Regions from separate parts of the Homo sapiens genome. Here regions 1 and 2 are each linked to region 3. A link is an interaction called in ENCODE POLR2A ChIA-PET data of the cell type or tissue named here. Cell type or tissue: GM12878. All regions are shown on one strand. Each heading gives the region's core, and the rest is flanking DNA. Links, peaks and the distances in the headings are about the cores only. Region 1 overlaps MAPT (microtubule associated protein tau). Region 2 overlaps NSF (N-ethylmaleimide sensitive factor, vesicle fusing ATPase). Region 3 overlaps KANSL1 (KAT8 regulatory NSL complex subunit 1).

Region 1 (8,339 bases), core at 2,176-7,175, 130 kb after region 3:
TTGAAATCCCCCAGAAGCAGCTTTCAGAGCCTCTCCTTCTCCCTCTTCTACATGGAGGGGGAAGAAAAAAGAATCAAAAGGAATTGCCTGAGGAAATGTTGGATGTGGCCATGTTTTTGAATGTTTTTTTTTAAATATTTTATTACTAGCCCACCCATCAATTTGGAAAGATGAAATTTGCTCTTACTCCCATCACTGATTTTGAAGTCCCGAGCCAAAGCCGAGTGACAAAAGCAGGTTAAGTGATTAACCAATTAACCGAACTGCGAGGAGCAGCTGGGGGCAGAGGGCGGGGGCCGGGTCATTATTCTTTTTTTTTCCACACTCTCTCATTCTCTCCTCTCCACAATTATTGACCGCCCCAGGGGCCTGATCACAAACCCTGCTTGGCCAGGGAGGCAGACACCTCGTCAGCTAGCGTGGCGAGCTGGGGCGAGTCTACCATGTCGATGCTGCCGGTGGAGGAGACATTGCTGAGATGCCGTGGAGACGTGTCCCCAGACACCACTGGCGACTTGTACACGATCTCCGCCCCGTGGTCTGTCTTGGCTTTGGCGTTCTCGCGGAAGGTCAGCTTGTGGGTTTCAATCTGCAAGAAGAGGAAGGGAGGGAGGGTGAGATGAAGTGCCAGAGAAAGACCAGCCCTGCCAACTGCCCTGCCAGGCCTGGCCCAGAGTGCCAGGGACTGTTTTTTGTTTGTTTTTGAGACAGGGTCTTGCTCTATCGCCCAGGCTAGAGTGCGGTGGCACAATCTCACCTCACTGCAGCCTTGACCTCCCAGGCTCAGGTGATTCTCCCACCTCAGCCTCCCGAGTAGCTGGGATTACAGGTGCATGCCACCACACCTGGCTAATTTTTTGTATTTTTAATAGAAACGGGGTTTTGCTATGTTGCCCAGGCTGGTCTTGAACTCCTGGACGCAAGCAATCTGCCCGCCTCAGCCTCTCAGAGTGCTGCCATTACAGGCGTGAGCCACTGCGCCTGGCCAGGAGCTGTTGTTTTTATTGTCTTCCAATTGGTAATACCTGTGCCCACTCCTTCCCTGACCTGCCTCCCAGGCACCCAGGTACCCTCCCCAGAGACAGTGATCATTTTAAGTTTCTTGTGTACCCTCCAGAGATATTCCACACATAAACAAACACGTGTGAGTGTATAGATACACAGGCTGCTTAGTATTCCGTCGCCACGGATGTACCAAAAGGCATCTACTCCTCTGTGGATGGATGTGTAGGCTGCTCCCGCCTTTAGTGATTACAGGCAATGGTGTGTATGAACAACCTCAGATAAATAAACCCGTATGAACATCATGTCACACACGTGTAAGTGGGTCCTAGAAGTGAAGCTCTTAGGTCAAAAGGCATGCACATTTTATTTTAATAGATATTGCCAGATTGCAAAGGAAAATGTGGAAGGAGAAGCTGGAGAAGATCAAGGATGTCTCCCACAGCCACTGATGCCCAGACATGAGCCACACATTCCTCCTGTTTGCCAGTGACTGATGAGTTTGGAGGGGCAGCAACTGTGGGCAACACTGGCAGGTGGGCCACAAAACATGACATGACAAAGGCCTTTTTATGTGTGGATGGGTGGATGGATGACTGTCTAGCGACTTATCTATCCATCTATTTATCTATCTATCTATCTATCAATCATCTACCTATCTACTTGCCCAGGCTGGCCTCAAATTCCTGGGCTCAAGCAATCTTCCCACCTTAACCTCCAGAGCAACTGGGACTACAGGCTCATGCCATCGTGCCTGGCTGAAGCCCTTTTGAAAGTAGAGAAACACATGACCTAGCCAGGAGTCCCAAAGGATACCAGGAAACACAGAAGCAGAAAGTGTTCACTGGAGAAGTGAGCAGTGCACAGCAATTCCTGATGACCCTGAAGTGGCCGACACGGTCATTCTCAGCCCTTTTTGGGTCCTAGGCTCTTTGAGCATCTGGTAAAGCCAAAAATATGTGTGCACATGTCCATCCACACTCACACACAGCCATTTTCCATATAATTTTAGGAGTCCATGGATGCGGGGTGAAGGGCCCCTATTGCAGGGGCTTGAATGGGCGTAGAGAAAACCAGGTTCGCATTTAAGCTAGATGCATATTTTGTTCATTTGGGGTCACTACTTTGAAAAAAGGATTGTTCTCTATTACTGTATACTGTATTTTATCTTTTTTTTTTTTTTTTTTTTGAGACAAAGATTCACCTTGTCACCCACGCTGGAGTGCAGTGGCACGATCTCAGCTCACTGCAACCTCCGCCTCCGGGATCAAGCAATTCTCCTGCCTCGGCCTCCCAAGTAGCTGGGACTACAGGTGTGTGCCACCACACCCAGCTAATTTTTGTATTTTTTGTAGAGATGGGATTTGGCTGTGTTGGCCAGGTTGGTCTTGAACTCCTGATTTCAGGTGATCTGCCTGCCTTGGCCTCCCAAAGTGCTGGGGTTACAGGCATGAGCCACCATGCCTGACCTGTTACTGTATTTTCTTGAAAGACCATTTAATACAGGCTTTGATAAAAATATTTATGTTAATGTTTTTTGAAGTGTTTTTTAAGACATTCCTGGGAATGTCCAAAAATCCCCAAACTGAAAGGAACCCAGGAGGCTGGTGGTGTGCCCCACTGCTTGTTAGCAATTTTTCTCAATACACTGGGAAAACAGGGGACTAATGCTGCGGGGATCCCCAGGACCAGGATGGTGTTTTCTGAGTAGGGGGCAGGGCCCTGCCTACCCTTCCTGAGCTATCACATGGACGAGTTTGAAACAGAAGGAGCCAAGAAGCTGAGACTCAGCGTGGCTCTAACTCAGGTTCTTAGAGGACTGCAACGCACCAGGAACCTTCCAGAACATTGTCTTTTTTGGGTCTCACAACCACCCCGGGACGTAGGTACAGCATTTCCATTTCATCTTGCTGAAGGAGAAACTGAGGCTGAGAGGATTTGCGGATCTTGACTTTCAAAGCAGAGTCAAGCCCAGAGCTTTTCCTAACACAGAGAAGCTTCCAGAGACTGTGAGGGGCCTCCTTTCACCCAGGAAATCACCAATGCTCAGGCCCTATCCAGACCCACTCAGTCAGACTGTGGGGATGGGGCCAGGCCCAGATATCTTTAAAGTGCCCCGAGGCTGGGAGGCCCTGCCTTAGACCAGGGGAGGCCTGGGGTTAGAAACAGCAGAGAAGCTTACTGCTTCCCCAGATAACTGGACCTGGCCCCCACATCTCTTGAGGCGGACAGCCTCCTGGTCCCTCCTCGTTTTCTCACTTTGGATAGCGACCCAGCCGCTGAAAAGTATCCCTGTCGCGCAACCCGAGAGCTCTCGGCCAGCTACGGGCCAGTGCCCTCCCCTGCCTCAGGGCGTGTCTGGAGGTAAGGTCTGCCCCAGGCCACAGTTCGCAGCATCTGCAGCAAGGCTGTATCAGCAAACCCTTCTCACAAAACTACATTGTTAGACATTAATCACAAATACAAGATGAGGGTGCCCATCTGTTCAGAACCAGAGGCAGTGGCAAGAGGGGAGGGCGGGGACTGGCCAGGGCAGGGGTCTCTCAGCTGCTACTTGAGTGGCCTGGTGGAAAGACGGCCCGGCTGCCACTTCCACCCAACTGGGCCACCATGAGAAGCATACTTTCTCATGCTGACTTGGGTCTCAGACCCTATACCCTTTCTGGGACGCCCTGATATGGTTTGGCTGTGTCCCCACCCAAATGTCATCTTGAATTGTAGTTCCCACAATTCCTACATGTTGTGGGAGGGACCTGGTGGGAGGTAATTGAATCATAGAGGAGGGTCTTTCCCGTGCTGTTCTCATGATAGTGAATAAGTCTCCCGAGATCTGATGGTTTTATAAAGGGGAGTTCCCCTGCACAAGCTCTTTTCTCTTGTCTGCCACCGTGTGAGACAAGCCTTTCACCTTCCACCATGATTGTCAGGCCTCCCCAGTCACGTGGAACTGTGAGTCCATCAGACCTCTATCTTTTAGACTGCCCAGTATCGGGTATGTCTTCATCAGCGGCGTGAAAACGGACTAATACAATCCCTTTTCCCTCCACCACTCCCCAGTCAGCTGCTGGGAGACCCTGAAGGTTGGAAAGTGAGCCACTCCCAGAACTTCAGGCTGGGTGTGGGCCTGAAACCCCAGAGGGTGCTTGGCTGCGCTTCTGCAGAAGAGAAGCAGCAGCTACCAGACCGCATCCTGTGCCAGGCCTAGACAGAGCTCACCCAGCGCCACACACACCCTCACTGCACAGACACCCACAGCAAGACCTAGAGACTAGAAACTGCTGGGGACACCAAGGCCCCAGCAGCCTCATGTGGATACTTCCAAGACAGGCAGGCAGAGGCTTTGCTGAAATCAGGATTTCGGCATCATTGTTTTGCTCTAAGTGCCTAGTAACCCATTTAGAAAATTAGGTTATGTTCCCATGACTTGTTCTTGGTGCGCCACAGCTGACTGGGGATGTCCACTTCCTTTTTTAGTTGCCTGCAAACATCAGGGCCTAGGACAGTGGTTCTCGCTTTTTTTTTTTTTTTTGTGAGATGGAATCTCACTCTGTTGCCCAGGCTGGAGTGCAGTGGCACGATCTCGGCTCACTACAACCTCTGTCCCCTGGGTTCAAGCAATTCTCATGCCTCAGCCTCCCAAGTAGCTGGGATTACAGGCACGCACCACCACACCCAGCTAACTTTTGTATTTTTAGTAGAGATGGGGTTTTACCATGTTGGCCAGGCTGGTCTTGAACTCCTGACCTCAAGCCATCTGCCCACCTTCGCCTCCCAAGGTGCTGGGATTACAGGCATGAGCCACCGCACCCAGCCAGTTCTCACTTTTGACTGCACTGAAGAATCACCTGGGAGCTTTAAAAACTGCAGTGACTTAGGCCGAGCACTGTGGCTCACACCTGTAATCCCAGCACCTTGGGAGGCCGAGGTGGGCATATTGCTTGACCTCAGGAGTTCAAGACCAGCCTGGGCAACGTGGCAAAACCTCGTCTCCACAGGAAATACAAAATATTTAGCCAGGCATAGTGGCAGGTACCTGTAGTTCCAGCTACCTGGGAGGCTGAGGTGGGAAGATCACCTGACCCAGGGAGGTAGAGGCTGCAGTGAGCCGAGATCATGCCAGTGCACTCCAGCCTGGATGACAGAGGGAGACTGATATGGTTTGGCTGTGTCCCCACCCAAATCTCATCTTGAATTGTAGCTCCCATAATTCCATGTGTCATGGGAGGGACCCAGTGGGAGGTAACTGAATCATGGGGGCGGGTCTTTCCCATGCTGTTCTCATGATAGTGAATAAATCTCATGAGGTCTGATGGTTTTATAAATGGGAGTTCCCCTGCACACGCTCTCTTGCCTGTCGCCATGTAAGAAATGCCTTTGCTTCTCCTTTGCCTTCCGCCATGATTTTGAGGCCTCCCCAGCCATGTGGAACTGTGAGTCCATTAAACCTCTTTCCTTTATAAATTACCCAGTCTTGGGTATGTCTTTATTAGCAGTGTGAGAATGGACTAATACAGAGACCCTGCCTTAAATACATAAAAATAAATAAAAACAAAAACTCCAGCAACCGAGCTGCCCCTGAGACCCATTGGTCAGCCTCTCCAGGTTGGGGCCCAGGTGTGAAACGTGCTAAAGCTCCAGGTGATTGAGACAGGCAGTGGAGACCCACTGGATGCTGCTGAGGGCCCACATCCAGCCAGTCAACACAGAAGCCTCTGTTTTCCTCCTCTGGGAACTGGACCAGCCTTTGTCCACTCAACTTGATTAATGCCCATATACCCAAGGGCAGCATCCAACCCACCCTACCCCCTTTACCTTTTTATTTCCTCCGCCAGGGACGTGGGTGATATTGTCCAGGGACCCAATCTTCGACTGGACTCTGTCCTTGAAGTCAAGCTTCTCAGATTTTACTTCCACCTGGCCACCTCCTAGAACACAACACACACAAGAGCATCTTGCCATCATCTTCTGTGGTTCTGTGGACTTAACATACATTACATGAGGTCTGCAGTCTACAGGGCAAAGTGCCAGGGGCTGCTGGGGCACAGCAAAAATTAGATTGGGTGCCACTGCTCTGGAGGGAAGAAGACAATGACAGGACTTCCAGGTTTGCAGCAGGACTTGAACCAGGGCCAAGCAAGTGGTTCCAAGTAGAGACCAGCCTTTAGAAGTAGGTAAGACTCCTTTAGAATGGTGTTTGGATACAAGTAAGTCCTTGCAAAGCTCTTGAAAATAGTTTGCTTCATCTATATAATCAAAGTGTGCATCAAATATTTACACTGTAAACTCTTCTTCTTGAGATACTGCAAAAGTAAATGACAGCTCAGCCCAGGAAAAATTACTCTAAATATACATTGGTTGGCTTCCAGTAAGTAAAGTCTGTTTTTTTTTTTTTTTTCTTGAGACAGAGTCTTGCTCTGTCGCCCAGGCTGGAGTGCAGTGGCATGGTCTCTGCTCACTGCAAGCTCCGCCTCCCGGGTTCATGCCATTCTCCTGCCTCAGCCAACCGAGTGGCTGGGACTACAGGTGCCTGCCACCACGCCCAGCTAATTTTTTGTATTTTCAGTAGAGATGGGGTTTCACTGTGTTAGCCAGGATGGTCTCAATCTCCTGACCTCCTGATCTGCCTGCCTCGGCCTCCCAAAGTGCTGGGATTACAGGCATGAGCCACTGCGCCCGGCCCATTAAGTGAAGTCTTTTCTATATCAACATCCTGTAAACCATGACCCCACAAGACCTTGGAATTAAATTGAATGTCAAAATGCACACTAAATAAGAACCCTTTCAGGCCGGGCGTGGTGGCTCATGCCTGTAATCCTAGCACTTTGGGAGGCCGAGGCAGGTGGATCACCTGAGGTCAGGAGTTTGAGACCAGTCTGACCAACATGGTGAAACCTCGTCTCTACTAAAAAAAAAATACAAAAATTAGTTGAGCATGGTGGCGGGCACCTGTAATCCCAGCTACTTGGGAAGCTGAGACAGGAGAATTGCTTGAATCCAGGAGGTGGAGGTTGCAGTGAGCCGAGATTGTGCCATTACATTCCAGCCTGGGCAATGAGAGTACAACTCCATCTCAAAAAAAAAAAAAAAAAAAAAAAAAAAAAATTAGCCAGGCATGTTGGCATGTGCCTGTAATCTCAGCTACTCAGGAGGCTGAGGCAGGAGAATCACTTGAACCCAGGAGGCGGAGGTTGCAGTGAGCCGAGATCGCACCACTGCACTCCAGCCTGGGAACAGAAGAAGGGTCCCTCTCTAAATAAATAAATAAGGACCCTTTCTCCCTCCTGACGCTTGACACCATGCCCAAGCATGGGACAAGGCATGAGGAAGAGACAGCCCACAGGACTTTCCAGGGAAAGATGACAAAAGCAGCTCCCAGCTGCTCTCACAGCTGGGGTGGTGGCACCACTTGTGGAATACTTTCCACAGGGAGACTAAATCCCACAAAGTGTCCAAGGGAGCCAGAAAATAAGGAGTCACATTCTAGACTGAACTTCTCATGGCCTTCTCTTCCCACAGTAAGGGTTCAAGTAAAAATCAGCCCTGAATAGGGCCTAAGGCAGAAGTCCCCGCTCTGGACTCTCGGGGTGGGGTGACAGAATCTATAGCTGTGTCGTCCGATATGGCAGCCACTCTTCCTCAACTGTACCAGCCATGTTTCAAGTGCCACATGTAGCTAGTGGCTACTATACTGGACAGCACAGATACAGAATATTTCCATCACTGCAGAAAGAAGTATAGACAGCACTGATTTCTTTCTTTCTTTCTTTCTTTTTTTGCTGAGTCTCACTCTGTCACCTAGGCTGGTATGCAGTGGCGCGATCTTGGCTCACTGCAAGCTCCGCCTCCCAGGTTCATGCCATTCTCCTGCCTCAGCCTCCCAAGTAGTTGGGACTACAGGTGCCTGCCACCATGCCCGGCTAATTTTTTGTATTTTTAGTAGAGACAGGGTTTCACTGTGTTAGCCAGGATGGTCTTGATCTCCTGACCTCGTGATCCGCCTGCCTTGGCCTCCCAAAGTGCTGCGATTACAGGCATGAGCCACCGCGCCTGGCCGACAGCACTAATTTCTACACAGTGTGAGGTGGGGAGGGGAGTAAGCATGGTTCCAGTAGGATCACTTTCTTTTCTTTTTCTTTCTTTTTTTTTTTTTTTGAGACGGAGTCTCACTCCCTCACCCAAGCTGGAGTGCATTGGCACGATCTTGGCTCACTCAGCCTCTGCCTCCTGGGTTCAAGTGATTCTCCTGCTTCAGCCTCCCAAGTAGCTGGGATTACAGGCATGTGCCACCATGCCTGGCTAGTTTTTGTATTTTTAGTAGACATGGGGTTTCGCCATGT
Region 2 (8,339 bases), core at 2,032-7,031, 570 kb before region 3:
ACGGTTTTAGCCTGGCAAGGATGTAGTAATTTCAAATCAGATAGAAGAATTAGCTTATCTGCAAGTTGAATAGAAGTACTCAAGGCCTTGAGACTAGCCTTTTTGGAAATGAAGGTACTATTCCAGAGACTACAGGTGGGGCTCAGGAAATCTCATCAGTGTCATGAGTAAGAATTAGTTTCTGCATCCCAGCCCACTCTCTCTGGTTGGTAACCAACCTCAGCACACCAAGATAGTAAACCCGATCCCCACCCGCACCAACATCTTGCTTGGAATGGCATATATTCCTTCCTGGGTATCTTTTAACCATTGAAGACTTATAATTAGGTACAGAAATAAAGTCAAACTCATGATATTAACCATTTTTCATGTTAGGTTTAAAAACAACCTGTGTATACTTGGTTTTTAAAGTATTCCTAACAATTAAGTTACCATAATAGAGTCTCACTGTGACCATCTTGATTCAGTTCCTTCCTTACCTCTTTCCTGGCATAAATACTGACAATTTCTCCAGATATTTAATCAGGTCAACCCCTCTGGTGAAAACGTTTTCCTATGCACCATCCCTTTACCCCCTAATTACCCTCCCACACTCTGTCTAAACCCCATCTATCCTTTCGTCCTAAGCTATCTGTCTCCCCACTGGACTGTGAGGTGGATAAAAGCTTTATTCTGTTCATGTTATGTGTAGTGCCCAGCACAGAACAGAATTCAGTAATGATGTCTGCTCTGTAGGTTCAATGGTTGAAACAACACAAGTTCCAATTCCATCTTGCCATAAATCACTTGTCTTCTCCTTTGGCACAGGATTTTGTATATTACGTATATATATTATTGATTCATTGTACTATTTTTGTATTATACTAGATTGCAAGCCCTCAGATGGCAAGTGCTGTCTTAATTACCTCTGTATCCTCATATCATTTAATATAATGCCTTATTAGAGAGTAATTAAGAAGTATTTACTAAAAGAATAAATTTACACATTTTAAATTCAAGTAGAAATATTAAGTGAGAAGTTGGAGATATCTGATTGAAGTCAGGGAATGGAAATCACTCTCAGGGCAGTGACTGCTGAAACCATGACAGAGGAAGCCATCTTCAAGAAGAAATGGCAGAAGAAGAAGAAAAAAAGGCCTAAGGATTGAGTCTTGGAGTGCTGCCTTATTCATTCACTCACTCAACAAATATTTTTGAATTCTTATTATGTATCAAGCATTAATGAAGGCACTGCAGAGGATAATAAATAAGACAAAAATAATCCTACTTTCACAAAAGTTAGAGTTGGGGAAGCAAGTCACATGTAATTATAACAAAGCATGACATTATTAGGCTAGGGGAAATACAAGATGATACGGGGGCACAGGGTAGGCAGTATTTCCCCAGTGCCTTGGAAGTTAGGCATAACTATGGGGCTTGCTTTGGTTAATGAAATATGAGGGGAAATACACCCCTTTCTGAAAGAAGCCTTAGGAGTCACTGCATGATTCACCATACTCCTTTCCCTGCCTTGGCTATCATGGAATCAGATGTAAGGCGGGGCCTCTATTATCTATTAGCTTGAGTCTCTGAGAAAATATAATGAACAGAACTCACTGTCTGAGCCATGACGGAGATATAGTAGTGTAAATAAAAAATAAACTTTGTTGTGTTAAGCCACTGAGATTTTCGGGTTGTCCTTTCATGCAGCATAACTCAGCCTATCTTGACTCTTAAATGGACTTAGGGAGTCAGGACAGTTTCCTAAATTTAGGAAGTGACACTTAACCTGAGACTTGAAGCATGAACAACAGTTAACCAGTGGAAAGGGTGGAAGAAAGTGTTCTAAGCAGAATATACTGAAAATTAGGAGACACAGAGATGTGAACATTCAGGAACACTGCAGGAACGGTCAATAAGAATTAAAATAAAGTGGTGTTGGTGTCAATGCAGTGGAGTGGTAGGTGAGATGAATTAGAAGAGGTGATGAAGGAACTTGGACGTAAAGAGTCTTACAAATTTCATGAGTTAAAATTTTACTGTAAAGGCAATAACAAGCCACTAAAGGGTTATAAGCAATGGACTGACATGTCAGGCTTATGTTTTAGAAACATTTTCCTGATTGTATAGAAAAGCATTAGAGGGGAATAATAGTTAATTGAGATTGTGGAGTTCTAGGTGAGAAATGATGGTGGCCAGGGAGTGGGTGTGCTGGTAAGTGGACAGAATCTAGAGATGTTTAGGAGGAGGAACTGAAAGAACTTGGTGAATGAATGGGTGTGGTGATGAAAGAGAAAACTGGAGTCAAGGATCTGTCCTGATTTGGCAACTGAAATAAAACACAGAGGTGAAGCTGGTTTGAAAATGGATCATGAGTACATTTAAAGAGCAAGAAGGGAAGGGCCTTTTATCTTCTCCTCCCCAAACACAGAAAAAGAGAAAATGAGAATAGGATATTTATTTCAGTCTCTTGATACACAATGATGGTTCCTTTTGGCTTTGAGTTGGTACATTCGAGACAACTGAAAAGCTCAGAAGCAGTTCTACAGCGGTTCTTTGCTACTTTTTTTGAAGATGGAACCGCAGCCAATGTGGTATCTTATAAACTCAGGTAATTTTAAGGAATCACTGAAAATAATGCTTTGCTTTTCAAAACATTTTTCAGAATTCTACTAAAAGCTCTGATGCCAGCATATAACTCTGACCATCAGGCTGTGAGATCATGGATTAGAGCCACAGGGACCTGGAACACCACAGCCTGGCTGGTTGCAGTAGTTCTATGTTTTTCCTTCTCAAAACAATGTACAGCTTATATGGCTGCAAGGACCTTACTCAGGACATTGCTTAGGTCTAAACTAATGATGACTTGCTACATGGTATGTAGTCTCACCAACTTATCTCAGACACTGTAATTCACAAAGCATTCCAAATCACTTCACAGTTGACTGCATGGCCTACACATAACATTTGAGAGGAAAAATACCTGCAGCAGTCACTTAATATCAAGTAGTGACGTTCTTGTTTTTTGCAGTCGGTCTCTGTGCTAATTACTATCAGAGGGAGAGGTGCACTCACAGCAAGCTCTATTAACACACCGACCATGACGAAGGCTGTGCAATTCCAGTTGTAACTTGACTAGTTTCAGGTAACCAGTCAACTGAAACTCCTCCGGGTAGCTACTCTGCTCTAATTTAAATACATACATACACACACATCCCTTTTTCTTCTCACACGTACATTTTCTTCCTTATCTAGTCACTAGTGTAACCTGTGCTCATAACTCTTCCCAGGATCCACGATTTCTGCCTAGTCTCCTCAGTCCCTTAGTCCCTTTCACCCTTTCTGGCCCAGGCCCCAGCAGAATTCTCACTAAGAAGATACTCAGAGTTGGCTGGCAAGTACGTGAGGTTAGCTGCCACAGGAAAATCCAAGTGAGATATTTACATACTAAGCCGGGAAGCTGCACCACAACTTTAGGTAGATAAATCCCAGCAGGAGGAGAGGTACTGGAAAGAAAGATGCGAGAAAAGTAAAATTGTACAAACTGCCCTAGCCAGACTAGTACAACTGAAGTGCCAAACTCACCGTGAGTTATAGCACACAGCAGGTCACACAGTGCTTGCTCTAGATCCAAAGATGCCCCAACACAGAAGATGCCAGGAGGACTGAGGCTGGAGGTAAGAAGGTAAGAACCGTATCTTACAGACTCCCCCCAAAATTAATCTTAAGAATGTAGGGATTTTGACGTGCTCTCGCGAGATTTGGGTCTCTTCCTAAGCAGGCGCTGCAAGTTCTCCCAGGAGAAAGCCATGTTCAGTTCGAGCGCCAAGATCGTGAAGCCCAATGGCGAGAAGCCGGACGAGTTCGAGTCCGGCCATCTCCCAGGCTCTTCTGGAGCTGGAGATGAACTCGGACCTCAAGGCTCAGCTCAGGGAGCTGAATATTACGGCAGCCAAGGAAACTGAAGTTGGTGGTGGTCGGAAAGCTATCATAATCTTTGTTCCCGTTCCTCAACTGAAATCTTTCCAGAAAATCCAAGTCCGGCTAGTACGCGAATTGGAGAAAAAGTTCAGTGGGAAGCATGTCGTCTTTATCGCTCAGAGGAGAATTCTGCCTAAGCCAACTCGAAAAAGCCGTACAAAAAATAAGCAAAAGTGTCCCAGGAGCCGTACTCTGACAGCTGTGCACGATGCCTTCCTTGAGGACTTGGTCTTCCCAAGCGAAATTGTGGGCAAGAGAATCCCCGTCAAACTAGATAGCAGCCGGCTCATAAAGGTTCATTTGGACAAAGCACAGCAGAACAATGTGGAACACAAGGTTGAAACTTTTTCTGGTGTCTATAAGAAGCTCACGGGCAAGGATGTTAATTTTGAATTCCCAGAGTTTCAATTGTAAACAAAAATGGCTAAATAAAAAGTATATATTCACACACACACAGAAAAAGAATGTATAGTCAGCCCAGTTCTATTATGAAGTTTCCTGTAGAACAGGTAAAATTATCAACATACATATATAGGGTCTTAAAGTTAGGAGGGAAGTCTGAAAGAGAAGGCTAAAGAAAAAACAGGAAGAACTGAAGAAGGAAACAATGTGGGAAAGAGTGGCATCAGTCAGCCTGTGTCTCATGAAATAACGGGAAGTCTACTCTAAAGGAAGGAAGAGCAGCTCTAGAAAACACAGAAGCCCGTTATGTCCACCTGTGCACATAATGAGATTGTCATATTAAACTGTAACCTCTCTTGCATGCAAAGGTGGAGGTACGACACAGGCTGGAGGGGTATGAGAGACAACCCAGAGTGTGGGGAGCCTGGGCTTAAGGCAAGAGTGTGCCACATGCACTCCGTGAGCACTGAGGGACAGGAGAAGCGGGGCTCTGCCACGCAGGGATTAGGGGCAGGTCTGAATGTGGTGCTCAAGGACACGGCAAGCTCTTAAGTCCCAGAGCCCACTCCTGGGATCTTCAGACAACTGGGGAGCCACCTGTGTGTGGGACAGGGGCAGCAGCTACGGGCTCCAGAGTCTACACAAGTGCAAATGGGAGCACACCAGCATTAGTTCCATTAATCCCAGCCTTTCGGGATCACAAGCCACAACAAGCATGCTCTCAGGAGATTCAGCCCTCCATCCTCTGGGACCTCCTTAGTGCCCTTAGGTAAGCAAAGCCAAACACTCTGGTTCTTCTGGGAGCTGAAAGAGTTCATCTCAGTTCTGAAGTACTTGGCGTGAAGTACCTAGTTAGTAGAAATCTGATGACTGTAGGAATCTCATAGCTTAGAAAATCCCTAATGCAGTAAATCTGTCAGCGATTAGTTAAAAGCATACTCTAATCATATTTGGTAGCATATAAAAACGTAAATGAGCAAATTCAAATGGGTGCTATCAGTAATAATCTCGTTTCTAAAAATAACTTGGGAGTAGACCAAGCAAACATTAGCTGTCTGCTAATGAAACTGCCTCAGGAAGTGGACCTAAACTTTTGGCAAAGCTCTAAAGCTTCCTGGAATGACCTTAAAATCCTTTATTTGTTCTCCCTGCTTTTCAGGAAAAAATCTTACATTTTCTCATATCGTGAGCCACAGAGAAGGGTATTCTTAATAATATAAAAAGTCACAAGGTCTGAAAGTTCTGCACCAGCCTCCTTTCTACGCCAAAGAGATACAAATGCCAAAAGACACAGTGTATTGAACAAAACAACAACAAATGCCCACCTCCCCAGCCATACAGGGACCTGTAGTCACTTCCGGAGTGCCCACTTCTCTCAGCTAATATATGCAAAAACTTCAACAAATCAGCTACATTATATATTAGGATGTTAACCAAAAACATCCAAATTCTGTTGCTTAGTAACTGCTGTCAAAAGATCCAATTTCCAGCTCTGCTCTTTGTATAGACTAAACCATGAAAAGAGGAGGATTAGGCATCACGATTCTGTTCTGTGCAGACTACAATTTGCAGTGGGATTTACAGGAGGATATTCAAAGAAGATTATTTCTTTCGTGCAAAGCTAGTGGAAAGGAAAATTTCTTCCATTAATTTTCAATCCTTTGAAAATAAGACTATATCATGTTATTAATGGGTACAGTTTTATAAATCACTGGTAGTTTTACTTAATTTTGTTCAAACAATTTAGTTCTATCTGATTGTTCTACTTCATCTCTACTGATTGTATACTCAGAAAGCATCAAGATTAGGTAATTAGTTAAAATCAAATTCTGCTTTCTTCTTTTGTTCATTTAATGGCACGAATAGAACTAGTAAAATAGATTTTTAAACAAGTATTGATGCAAAAATGGATAAAGGAATTAAAATTTAAAAATAGAATGAAGTTTGGGAAGCAAACGTAAAATAGGGGAGAAGGGGAAGGTCTGTGAATACTTCAAACATCTTAATGGAACATATGGTATACCCCCCAGAACGTGAGGACAATACCTCATACATACTTCAGCAGTTTTGAGGAGTTTATCCATGGAGAAAGGATTCACTAATAAGCAAATTAAGAGAAGTACAAGGTGAATTTTAAATTAATTGAGAATAAACTACTTTCACGTATTTTAGCACCATCCATTTGTGAAAAAGAGGCAATAGTATAATTATAATAAAATCTCATGTACTCATTAAAGCAAGCCTAACAGCCCTCTCTACTAAAACTCTTACCTGTTGGTTTAAGTAATAAAGTGGTAGGTAAAGATGCTCTATGAATTAACTAATTCAGACCACACATCTTTAACAAAAATTAATGTGTTACATATTTTTCAGTTTCACAGACTATTGTCATTGCAAAACATTTTGAAAAATCTTAAATTTGAGCATTTAGTCATTGAAATGTAGCTAAAGAAATAACTAAATGCCAACCTTCTGCTTATCCAACTGGCAAAAAATATTTTAATAATATCAAGTACGGGTGAGAATCCCAAGAAACTCATACTCTTATATGGTGAAGCTACAAGTGTAAATTAGTACAACATTCTGAAGGCGTAGGCTTTATAAAACCAAGAGCATTTTTTACCTAAGAGTTTTGATAGCACTATGTATCAAAAATCTTTACAATACTAATATTTTTACCTTAGCAATCCCACTTCTGAGAATTTGTCATAAGGAAATAATAAAAAATGTATGTATAATAATAAGTAAAAATAACCACTACACTTCATTGATTTCATATTATATCCCAGGCACTGTGACACTTTACAGAAATTACCATCTAATTCTCATAACCCTATAATGCAGCTATTAATATTATCTTCATTTGACAGATGAGAAAACAGTGGCTTATAGGTTAAATGACATATCCAAGGTCATTCGGCCGGTCAGTGTGGAGAGCTGAGCAAGCCCAAATTCTCGGTCATGTTATACTACTCTAGTGAAGAAAAATCTAATGAGAAAATGGGGGCAGTAATTTCCCTAGTTTGGTAGTCCTATGGAATACTGTTTTTATATAAATTTTAAATTTTTAGTTATGGCTACATAATAGTTATACATATTTATGGAGTACATGCACCATTTTGATACAAGTATAAAACATGTAACGATCAAATAAGGGTAGTTGTGAAACTCATTAAGCATGTATCATTTCTTTTTGTTAGGAATATTCAATTTCCACTCTTGTAGTTATTTTGATCTATACATAATTTTTTTTTTTTAATCAGCTTTCACTGAGCTTCAGGTGGGGCTGGCCCGGCATGGCCAGTATGGCAGGGTGCCCTCGAGGGCCAGTCTGTGGCATGACAAGAAATGCAGGGGTGCACGTGTTGGGGCTGCCCTTTGGCACTCACTGGGGTGGGTCAGGGGAGAGCAAACACCAAGGTTCTCTGGAGACCGGAACCAGCCAGTGCAGCCATTTGGCTTCTCCCTCAGGACCAGCTGTCAGTCCCCAGGCCCTGAGGTGGTGCCTGCATCCTAGGTCTGTGGGGCATTACTGGTGTCACTCTGAGGGAGAAAGATGGCCAGCTGCTCAATCAGGATGATGAGCAGGCTACCACCCACCACTAGCCCCAAGTAGATCTGGCAATGGATGTTCTCCCAGCACTTCTTCTGGGCCAGGGTCTTTGTTGTCTTGCTGAAGGCTGAGCTCATATCCAGGAGTTGGTCTGAACGCTGCTCCAGTTCGGTCAGCTTTCCATCATGCTCCAGGACCTTGTCAAAGTTGTTAAGCGTGATTTCCGTCACCTTGTTCGCTTGCCGCTGGCACTGCTCCAACTCTTTCCCTGCCACCGCCACTGCCACCAGGCCCACTCCCCGAACGACACATTATTTTATTTTATTTTTTAGATGGAGTCTTGCTCTGTCGCCCAGGCTGGAGTGCAGTGGTGTGCTCTCAGCTCACTGCAACCTCTGCCTCCCGGGTTCAAGCGATTCTCCTG
Region 3 (8,339 bases), core at 2,285-7,284:
TAGTTAACAAGTGCTATAAAGAGATATAAAAAGGAAAGAGCCTAAGGAGATTGAAAGTGATGGTTATGGGAGAGAGATGTCTATATTAATAGGGTGGTCAGGGAAAGCCTCTCTGAGGAGGTGACAGTTTGAATGAGATCTGTATGAAGTGTGTGAGCAAGACCTGTGAAGATCTTGAGGAAGAGCATTCAAGGTGTAGAGAACACTTGCAAAGGCCCTAAGATGGGACTGAGCCCGGTTTGTTGGATTTTCATCAGTAAGCCCGGGGTGGCAGGAGCATGCATGCTGATCCAGGTATAGAATGAGTGGTAGAAGGTGAGATCAGGAGCCCTGTAAGCTGTTGTAAGCATCGTTGTTTTAATTTGGTAGAAACTCAGTTATAACTCATTCTTAAATATTTAGCTTTATGCTTAAAATAATTTAGAAATAACCTTGGACTTCCATCTTTTTAGAAATAGCTGGAAGGTTAGCACTCAGTATGTTGTATTACTTCTCTGTGAAAGGATCTACAGTAGACTGAACTTGTCTATGTTATGAGACTGCTCATGTCTTTATTCTTTATATTCATAATGCTGAACACAAGATACTCGTGTTTTTTTTTTTTTTTTTTGACAGAATAGGGATCTTGCAGTTAACTTAGCTGTTCTTAAATTTCTGTTTATAAAAGCCATAATGCATAATAATTTACTGTAGTCGTTATTCCTAGTTTTCCCAGGTAGGCAGTGGTAACATCTGTTTCACAAGATAAGGAAGCAGAAATTTAACAACAATGGCAGAATCAGGATGTCAATCTTGTCCTTTTTTCCTTTTCCCACTTTGCCATGCTGCCCTCTGGGTAATAAGATGGAGACTAATTTTTGAAGGCTTAATTTGTTGAGCCAGTGTCATTAGTTTTTAGGTAACATTTTAATACAGAATAAGTGTGTCTTGGTCTTATTAACAGTGCTATGTTATGTAAAGGAATTTAGTTGTAGGAATATTTTCTTTGAAACAATAATACCTGTTTTTTTATCTCTTGATTGTAAAGTGCTGTGGGAAATACAGAGATGACTTGTAAATAAATTCTGCCCACAGGCTTAGGGGATCTAAGATATAATTCACTGTGGTAAAAGATACAAAGCAATCATTGTCAGAAAAGATACAGATTAAGTGCCATAGAAGTTCTGCTGAAGAAGAATTTCTGGGTAAAGGGAAGGAGACTTCTTAGAGGATAGATGGATTTTAGTTCTAGGTGGTAGTGTGGGAAGCAAGGGAGATGTAGGTGTTTAGAGGGAAAGAAGAAAGGACATTCTGTATACAAATTGAGCAAAGGTTTGGAATTAGAGCAGTATAAGCAGCCACAATCATGGAATACAATTTGGAATCTAGTATGAGAAAAAGGAAATGACCAAGGTTAATGAAGATTATACTCATGGAGGAAGCCTTTGAGTATCAGGCCAAGGAATGTTAAGTTCTATTTTTTTTTTTTTTTTGGTAAGGAAAGTGACTTTTATTTTTTATTTATTTATTTATTTTTGAGATGGAGTCTCGCACTGTTGCCCAGGCTGGGGTGCAGTGGTGCGATCTCAGCTCACTGCAAGCTCCACCTCCTGGGTTCACACCATTCTCCTGCCTCAGCCTCCCGAGTAGCTGGGATTACAGGCGCCCGCCACCACACCCGGCTAATTTTTTTTTTTTTTGTATTTTTAGTAGAGACGGGGTTTCATCATCTCTACTACTAGCCAGGATGGTCTCGATCTCCTGACCTCGTGATCCACCCGCCATGGCCTCCCAAAGTGCTGGCATTACAGGCGTGAGCCACCGTGCCCAGCCAAGGAAAGTGACTTTTAAATCAGAAATCACATGATCTGTGATGGAATTTAGGAAAGTTGATATTAGTTGGTTGGATTAGCACAATCAACAGACTATGCCCTGTATGCCAAATGCAGTCTAAGGCAAGTTTTTGTAAGTAAAGTTTTATTGGAACACAGTCATACTCATTCACTTGAATATTGTCTGTGGCTGCTTTAGTACTATAATGGCAAGAGTTGTGTAGTTGAGACGGAGACTGTGTGGCCTGCAAAGCCTAAATATTTGCCATCTGGCCCTTTACAGAAAAAGTTTGCCAACCCCTGGATTAGAGGAGTGGAGGCAGAAATCCTGTTCATTGTTGTTCTGGTTAGGGTATAAACCCATGCCTTCCTGTCAAATGAAATGAAGGCCAGAATTGTGATAGCCCTAGTAGAAAAAAAGAGGCAGGCTGGGCGCAGTGGCTTACGCCTGTAATCCCAGCACTTTGGGAGGCCGAGACGGGCGGATCACAAGGTCAGGAGATCGAGACCATCCTGGCTAACACGTGAAACACCGTCTCTACTAAAAATACAAAAAATCAGCTGGGCGCAGTGGTGGGCGCCTGTAGTCCCAGCTACTTGGGAGGCTGAGGCAGGAGAATGGCGTGAACCCGGGAGGTGGAGCTTGCAGTGAGCCAAGATCATGCCACTGCACTCCAGCCTGGGCGATAGAGCGAGACTCCGTCTCAAAAAAAAAAAAAAAAGAAAAAAAGAGGCAAGAATGGGTGAGATAAAATAATTTTTTGAATTTGGTAACTTGATTAGGTTAGGAGTCTAGGGAGAGGGGAGGAATTTTTTTTTTTTTTTTTAAGTGTAAGCAACAGGCCAGGTACGGTGGTTCATGCTTGTAATCCCAGCACTTTGGGAAACCGAGGTGGGCAGATTACTTGAGATCAGGCGTTCCAGACCAGCCTGGCCAACATGGTTAAACCCTGTCGCTACTAAAAATACAAAAAAAAATTAGCAAGGCATGGTGGGTGCTTGTACCCAGCTGTTCAGGAGGCTGAGGCAGGAGAATCAATTGAACCCAGGAGGTAGAGGTTGCAGTGATCTGAGATTGTGCCACTATACTTCAGCCTGGGCGACAGAGGGAGACTCCCATCTCAAAAAAAAAAAAAGGTAAGTGAAGGAGGATGGTGATTTGGGTTAGAAGAGGCTTTTAATTGTAAGCCATTCAGCATGTGAACTCGTAAAAATGACCTTATGTTAAATAATTAGTTCAGAGCGCTGATCTTGAGAGATAGGAACGTTTCCTGTTTTTGATAAATGATAGGTTACCCTTGTTTATGGTTAGGGGTGGGTTTTTGTCATGGTCCAACCAGGTGATAGTTATATATGTGAACATATTAAAATTGTTTTTAATGTTTAAATTCTAATCCTTAAAATGTGACAGAACTGATTTATGTTCCTCCTCTCCCAGTTCTCTTCAAATCATGAGAGTGACCCTCTTAAAAACTGCTTTCTTTCGGGGGAGCGGTTGTTGAGAAGAATCATGTAACTATGTAAAAAGCATGTCTGTTTGGTACACTATTTGCTAATGTCAGAAGTGTTAAATAGAAATAAAATTTCCACCATAGTAGCTAATTATTATTTAGTGTGTGTCAAAACTGTGTGCTAATTACTTTTTATAAACCATCGCCTTTAAAGTCTTATAACTTTTCTATGAAGTAGGACGTTTGTGTCCCTACCTCCTCTGTTTTACCATTGGGAAAACCAGGGCCCAGAACGAGTAACCACACAAGTTCCACAGCTACCAAGGTCAAGGTTATTTCTACCCTAAATACACATCTTTAAATTTTATATTCATCAACAACCTAGTACTTAAAAATTCAGATTCCTAAGCCTTTCAAGGGTTTTGCCTGTGATTCTATTTTTGATCTTTGTACCAAACTTCGAGAAAATACCGTCATATAGTCTTCTATTAACAGCAGTTGCCTCATGTGGAGAACACCTGAATTTTACTTACAACTTCTTCCAATGCTGACCCATTTTGATTTTTATAAACATTTTGAAATATTTGTTAAGTTGGTCAAGCAAGAGATAATGTGATTATGTAGTATCTTATCAGTTGAGATCTTTCTCTCTCTCTCTGCCTCTTTCTCTCTCGCTCTCTTTTTTTTTTTTTTTTTTTTTTTTAAAGAGTCTCACTCTGTCACCCAGGCTGGAGGGGTTAGTGGTATGATCTCTGCCCACTACACCCTCTGCCTCCTAGTCTCAAGCAATTCTTCTATCTCAGCCTCCCGAGTAGCTGGCACTACAGGCGCATGCTACCACATCTGGCTAATTTTTGTATTTTTTGTAGAGACAGGATCTTGCCACCTTGCCCACACTGGTCGTGAACTCCTGAACTCAAGTGATCCACCCACCTTGGCCTTCCAAAGTGCTGGGTTTACAGGCATGAGCCACCACCCCAGTCTGGTTGACGTTTTTCACCTCCTTCTCTTTACAGCATATTCAGAAATTTTAAACCAGTAATACGAAATACATATATTGGTTGATTTTTCTGTTGTATTTTAAGCATATTGACTTTTTAAATCGGATCATATTTTTGCATGCAAGTACTATGGCTTTTCAAGGTCATTCTGATTTGAAACAACACATTTCTTAGTCAATTCATTGGCTCTTTACCCCCTTTTAAAATTTTTTATTTTTTATGTGATTTATTTATTTACTTATTTTTAGTGATGGAGTCTCACTGTGTTGCTCAGGCTGGGCTCAAGCAGTTCTTCTGCCTCAGCCTCCTGTGTAGCTGGAACTACCTAAGGATGTGCACCACTGTGCCCAGCCAGATCTTCACCTTTTCCAAAAAAAGAAACATCTAAATGTGAAACCTTTTAGGCCTGTCAACTTCTTTTTTTTTTTTTTTTTTTTTTTTTGAGACGGAGTCTCGCTCTGTCGCCCAGGCTGGAGTGCAGTGGCGGGATCTCGGCTCACTGCAAGCTCCGCCTCCCGGGTTCACGCCATTCTCCTGCCTCAGCCTCCCAAGTAGCTGGGACTACAGGCGCCCGCCACTACGCCCGGCTAATTTTTTGTATTTTTAGTAGAGACGGGGTTTCACCGTTTTAGCTGGGATGGTCTCGATCTCCTGACCTCGTGATCCGCCGGCTTCGGCCTCCCAAAGTGCTGGGATTACAGGCGTGAGCCACCGCGCCCGGCCTCAACTTCTTGTGATAGACACATACAGAATTTTTCAGCTACTCTCTGCCTATGGGGTAGCCCTACCTTGCAGGAGCAGTCCAAAAAAAATTTTTTTTTTCAATTTAGGATCAGTGTAGAGGAAAGAGCCCTGGACTATCATAAGACTGAGTACCAGCTTGGCCAGTCAGTCACTTTGTGACCTTGATTAAGCTATGTAACCTTTTCAAATTGATTTCCCTCTCTGTAAATAGAGCTGATAAGATGGCTTGCCCTGTTTCCTGTGGTTTTTAAAGAGGATCAAATGAGTGCGTGAAAGTTCTCATGAAAACTAGACGTCTATTCAAATATGAGGTGGTGGTATTCTCAGAAGGTCATAGATGAATGATGCATTTATTTTAGTGCTTTTCACAGTTTAGTCTCAATACTGAGTGCTTACTGAGGGGTTGTATGGAGGCACACTAGTTGTTTCTTTAGGAGATGTCTTTAGCTGCTAGAGTAGAGAACAAAAGAATGAGTAAAGAGGCTTCAGAAAAGCTAGTATGGGCTGGCACGGTGGCTCACACCTGTAATCCCAGCACTTTGAGGGGGCCAAGGTGGGAGGATCACTTGAGGTCAGGAATTTGAGACCAGCCTAGCCAACATGGTGAAACCCTGTCTCTACTAAAAATACAAAAAATAGCTGAGTGTCATGGTCGACGCCTGTAATCCCAGCTACTCGGGAGGCTGAGGCAGGAGAATCCCTTGAACTCAGGAGGTGGAGGTTGGAGTGAACCAGGATTGCATCACTACACTCCAGCCTGGGTGACAGAGAGTCACTCCTCTCAAGAAAAAAACAAGGAAAAGCTAGTATGGATGGAGCACCTCCATGCTCATTTCCTAGAGCTTATGTTTTGTTGTTTGATTTCCTAGTTCATAACAGAAGGGGTTTTGTAAGCTGACCTAGCTTGACAATCCTTTTTGGGTTTTTTGGTTTCAAACATGATCTTATAAAATTATTTAGTGCATTAAAATGTAGACCCAAGTAGCTGCTTAGCTCTTGAGAAAAGGCTGTGTTTCAGTTTAGCACAACAGTGTTTTCAGGAAGATAACTGTTCTAGATAGCTCTTTTTTTCCAAAATTCTTGATTAAGGTTTGGGGAATTTAGAATTATCTCCAGCTATTAAATTATCAAATTGGTTAAGTAGAGGTAGAAAGTTTATTGCATAAATCAGTAGATTTGTCTTCCAAAGAAGCTTATGAAATAGAAAGGGCCAGGAGGTATACCTGTAGTTGAAATATGGGATGGGCCCATAGAGAGTGAGTTGGAAAATGATAGTAAGTGGTTGAACATGGACTTTAAAGCATGGCATGCTCTGAAGTCATATTAGAAAAGTCCTTTGCTTTCATGCAAAACTAGTCTCCGTGGCTTTTCATTGTGTAGATCGGGTTAAAAGCAGAATATAAGAAGCAAGTTTTTGGATGAGATGATAGAACTTAAGTAGTACTTGTCTGTCAATCCTAAAAGAATTATTTCTGGCCAAATCCTCTCCTCTAACCACCAAATAAGGAGCTTGACTTCATTCTCACTGTTAAGAATCAGAAACCCAGTTTAGAATATCCAACTCCTGGTGAACTTTTAAAAATTAATATATATCTTGATACTTTATAATCTATTGTGTGGCATCCAACGAATGTGAGGTAATCTGGGGAGTTAGAAATGCCTTGCATTTCGTGTGGAAAAGGTGTAGTCGTAAGTTTGGCCTGGGAAGGTTAATACTGTCTTTGCACATAGAAAGCTAAGGGCAGTGTCATCATCATTTGTTTGTGAGGAGGGGACTGAAAAAGCAAAATCATCACTACTAGCCTATTCTAAAGGATCTTAATCCCATTACATTTTTCAGATTTTTTTTTTATTATGTAGTATCCCCTGGATATAATCTTTTTGGTGAAGGGGGATGTCTCTAATTTCCACGTGGTACCCCCTGTCATATACAGGTTATGTATCTGGCAGTCTACAGCTGCAATTCATGGCTGTTTATAAAATTTCACCAGAACTTGTCCTGACGTCCTTTTACTTTTGTAAATGATTAGAAAAAATGCTGAGCCTGAGTATGTATTTTTGTATTAAGAGTTCATTTAGAGAGTCCCAGAAATTGGCAGAGTTGATTCAACTTTCTGTGGTTTAAATTTGAATATGCAATTAGTAGACTGCTGGTATTTCAGAAGTTTGTTGTTGCAGGCCTCTTGTACTGAGGAGGAAATCTGGAATTTCTTTTTCTATTTTAAATTAGCGTTCATTCAACAAACATTTTTTGATTATCCCTAGAGTTTTGGCACACGATAGGAAGTCTAGAACTGTGCAGTCTCACCTGGTCTCGCAAGTAATGGGAATTTTTAAACTATGCAGGACTTAGAAGGTATACCTTCCCTTCCTTCAGAATGATAGTAGTAGTATAGTTATATCTTTCCTTGACCTAATTATAATTTTTCGTTTTCCCCCCCATGACAAAGTAATAAAAACTTGTAAAAAACAAAGAGCCACAGACATGTGAAACTTGTTTTACCTCTGCTGTTACTTGGTCTGTTGTAATGCCACTGTAGAAAATACTCCCTTTGTTTGGGGTAGCATAGGAAACATGTGATTTGGAATCAGACTTCAAGTTCTAGCTCCATAATTTTACTAGCTCTGTGGTCCTCGGATATCACTCAACCAATCTGGACCTCAAATTTTCTCATCTCTTCTACTGGGAAGATAACAACTTCTTTTTTTTTTTTTTTTTTTTTTTTTGAGATGGAGTCTCGCTCTGTCGCCCAGGCTGGAGGGCAGTGGCGTGATCTCGGCTCACTGCAAGCTCTGCCTCCTGGGTTCACGCCATTCTCCTGCCTCAGCCTCCTGAGTAGCTGGGACTACAGGCGCCCGCCACAACGCCCGGCTAATTTTTTGTATTTTTACTAGAGACAGGGTTTCACCGTGTTAACCAGGATGGCCTCAATCTCCTGACCTCGTGATCTACCCGTCTCGGCCTCCCAAAGTGCTGGGATTACAGGCGTGAGCCACTGTGCCCGGCCTTTTTATTTATTTATTTATTTATTTTTTGAGACGAAGTTTTGCTCTTGTTGCCCAGGCTGGAGCACAATGGCGTGATCTCAGCTCACTGCAACCTCTGTCTCGCGGGTTCAAGCGATTTTCCTGCCTCAGCTTTCTGAGTAGCTGGGATTATAGGCGCCTGCCACCACACCTGGCTAATTTTGGTGTATTTAGTAGAGACGGGGTTTCACCATGTTGGCCAGGCTGGTCTTGAACTCCTGACTTCAGGTGATCCACCTGCCTCGGCCTCCCAAAGAAGATAATGACTTCTACAGAACTGCTGAATGGGTACATATATGTAAATA

The links. ChIA-PET counts read pairs that join two places held together with the same protein. Peaks named below come from ENCODE experiments on the same cell type or tissue, not always from the same donor. Only the 100,000 strongest peaks of a DNase experiment are listed, where the experiment ranks them.
Region 1: POLR2A ChIA-PET joins it to region 3 with 7 read pairs; 4 of 35 experiments call an interaction of 5 or more read pairs at or near these places.
Region 2: POLR2A ChIA-PET joins it to region 3 with 5 read pairs; 2 of 35 experiments call an interaction of 5 or more read pairs at or near these places.

Annotation. Positions count from the first base shown.
Region 1 is chr17:46,016,206-46,024,544 of GRCh38, reverse strand. It overlaps MAPT (microtubule associated protein tau), which reads right to left. Exons shown (of 13, transcript NM_001377265.1): 12 at 5,815-5,927; 13 at 1-589. The coding sequence ends at 374. Among named protein-coding and RNA genes, the nearest start is that of STH, 21 kb to the right of the region's middle. RefSeq lists an enhancer at 425-1,043. In GM12878, for the core only: no CTCF peak of the experiment used is centred there; a DNase peak (open chromatin) is centred at 4,294.
Region 2 is chr17:46,717,617-46,725,955 of GRCh38, reverse strand. The region is part of intron 15 of NSF (N-ethylmaleimide sensitive factor, vesicle fusing ATPase); the gene reads right to left. It also overlaps a transcript of LRRC37A2 not described here, the pseudogene LOC107985026 and the pseudogene RPS7P11. Among named protein-coding and RNA genes, the nearest start is that of WNT3, 97 kb to the left of the region's middle. In GM12878, for the core only: no CTCF peak of the experiment used is centred there; no DNase peak of the experiment used is centred there.
Region 3 is chr17:46,143,199-46,151,537 of GRCh38, reverse strand. All of the region lies in intron 2 of KANSL1 (KAT8 regulatory NSL complex subunit 1), which reads left to right. It overlaps LOC107985027 (a long non-coding RNA gene), which reads left to right. Exons shown (of 2, transcript XR_001752923.1): 2 at 1-610. Among named protein-coding and RNA genes, the nearest start is that of KANSL1, 46 kb to the left of the region's middle. RefSeq lists enhancers at 1,930-2,429, 2,430-2,931 and a silencer at 7,509-7,709. In GM12878, for the core only: no CTCF peak of the experiment used is centred there; a DNase peak (open chromatin) is centred at 5,307; H3K4me3 peaks cover 2,195 bases; H3K27ac peaks cover 4,043 bases.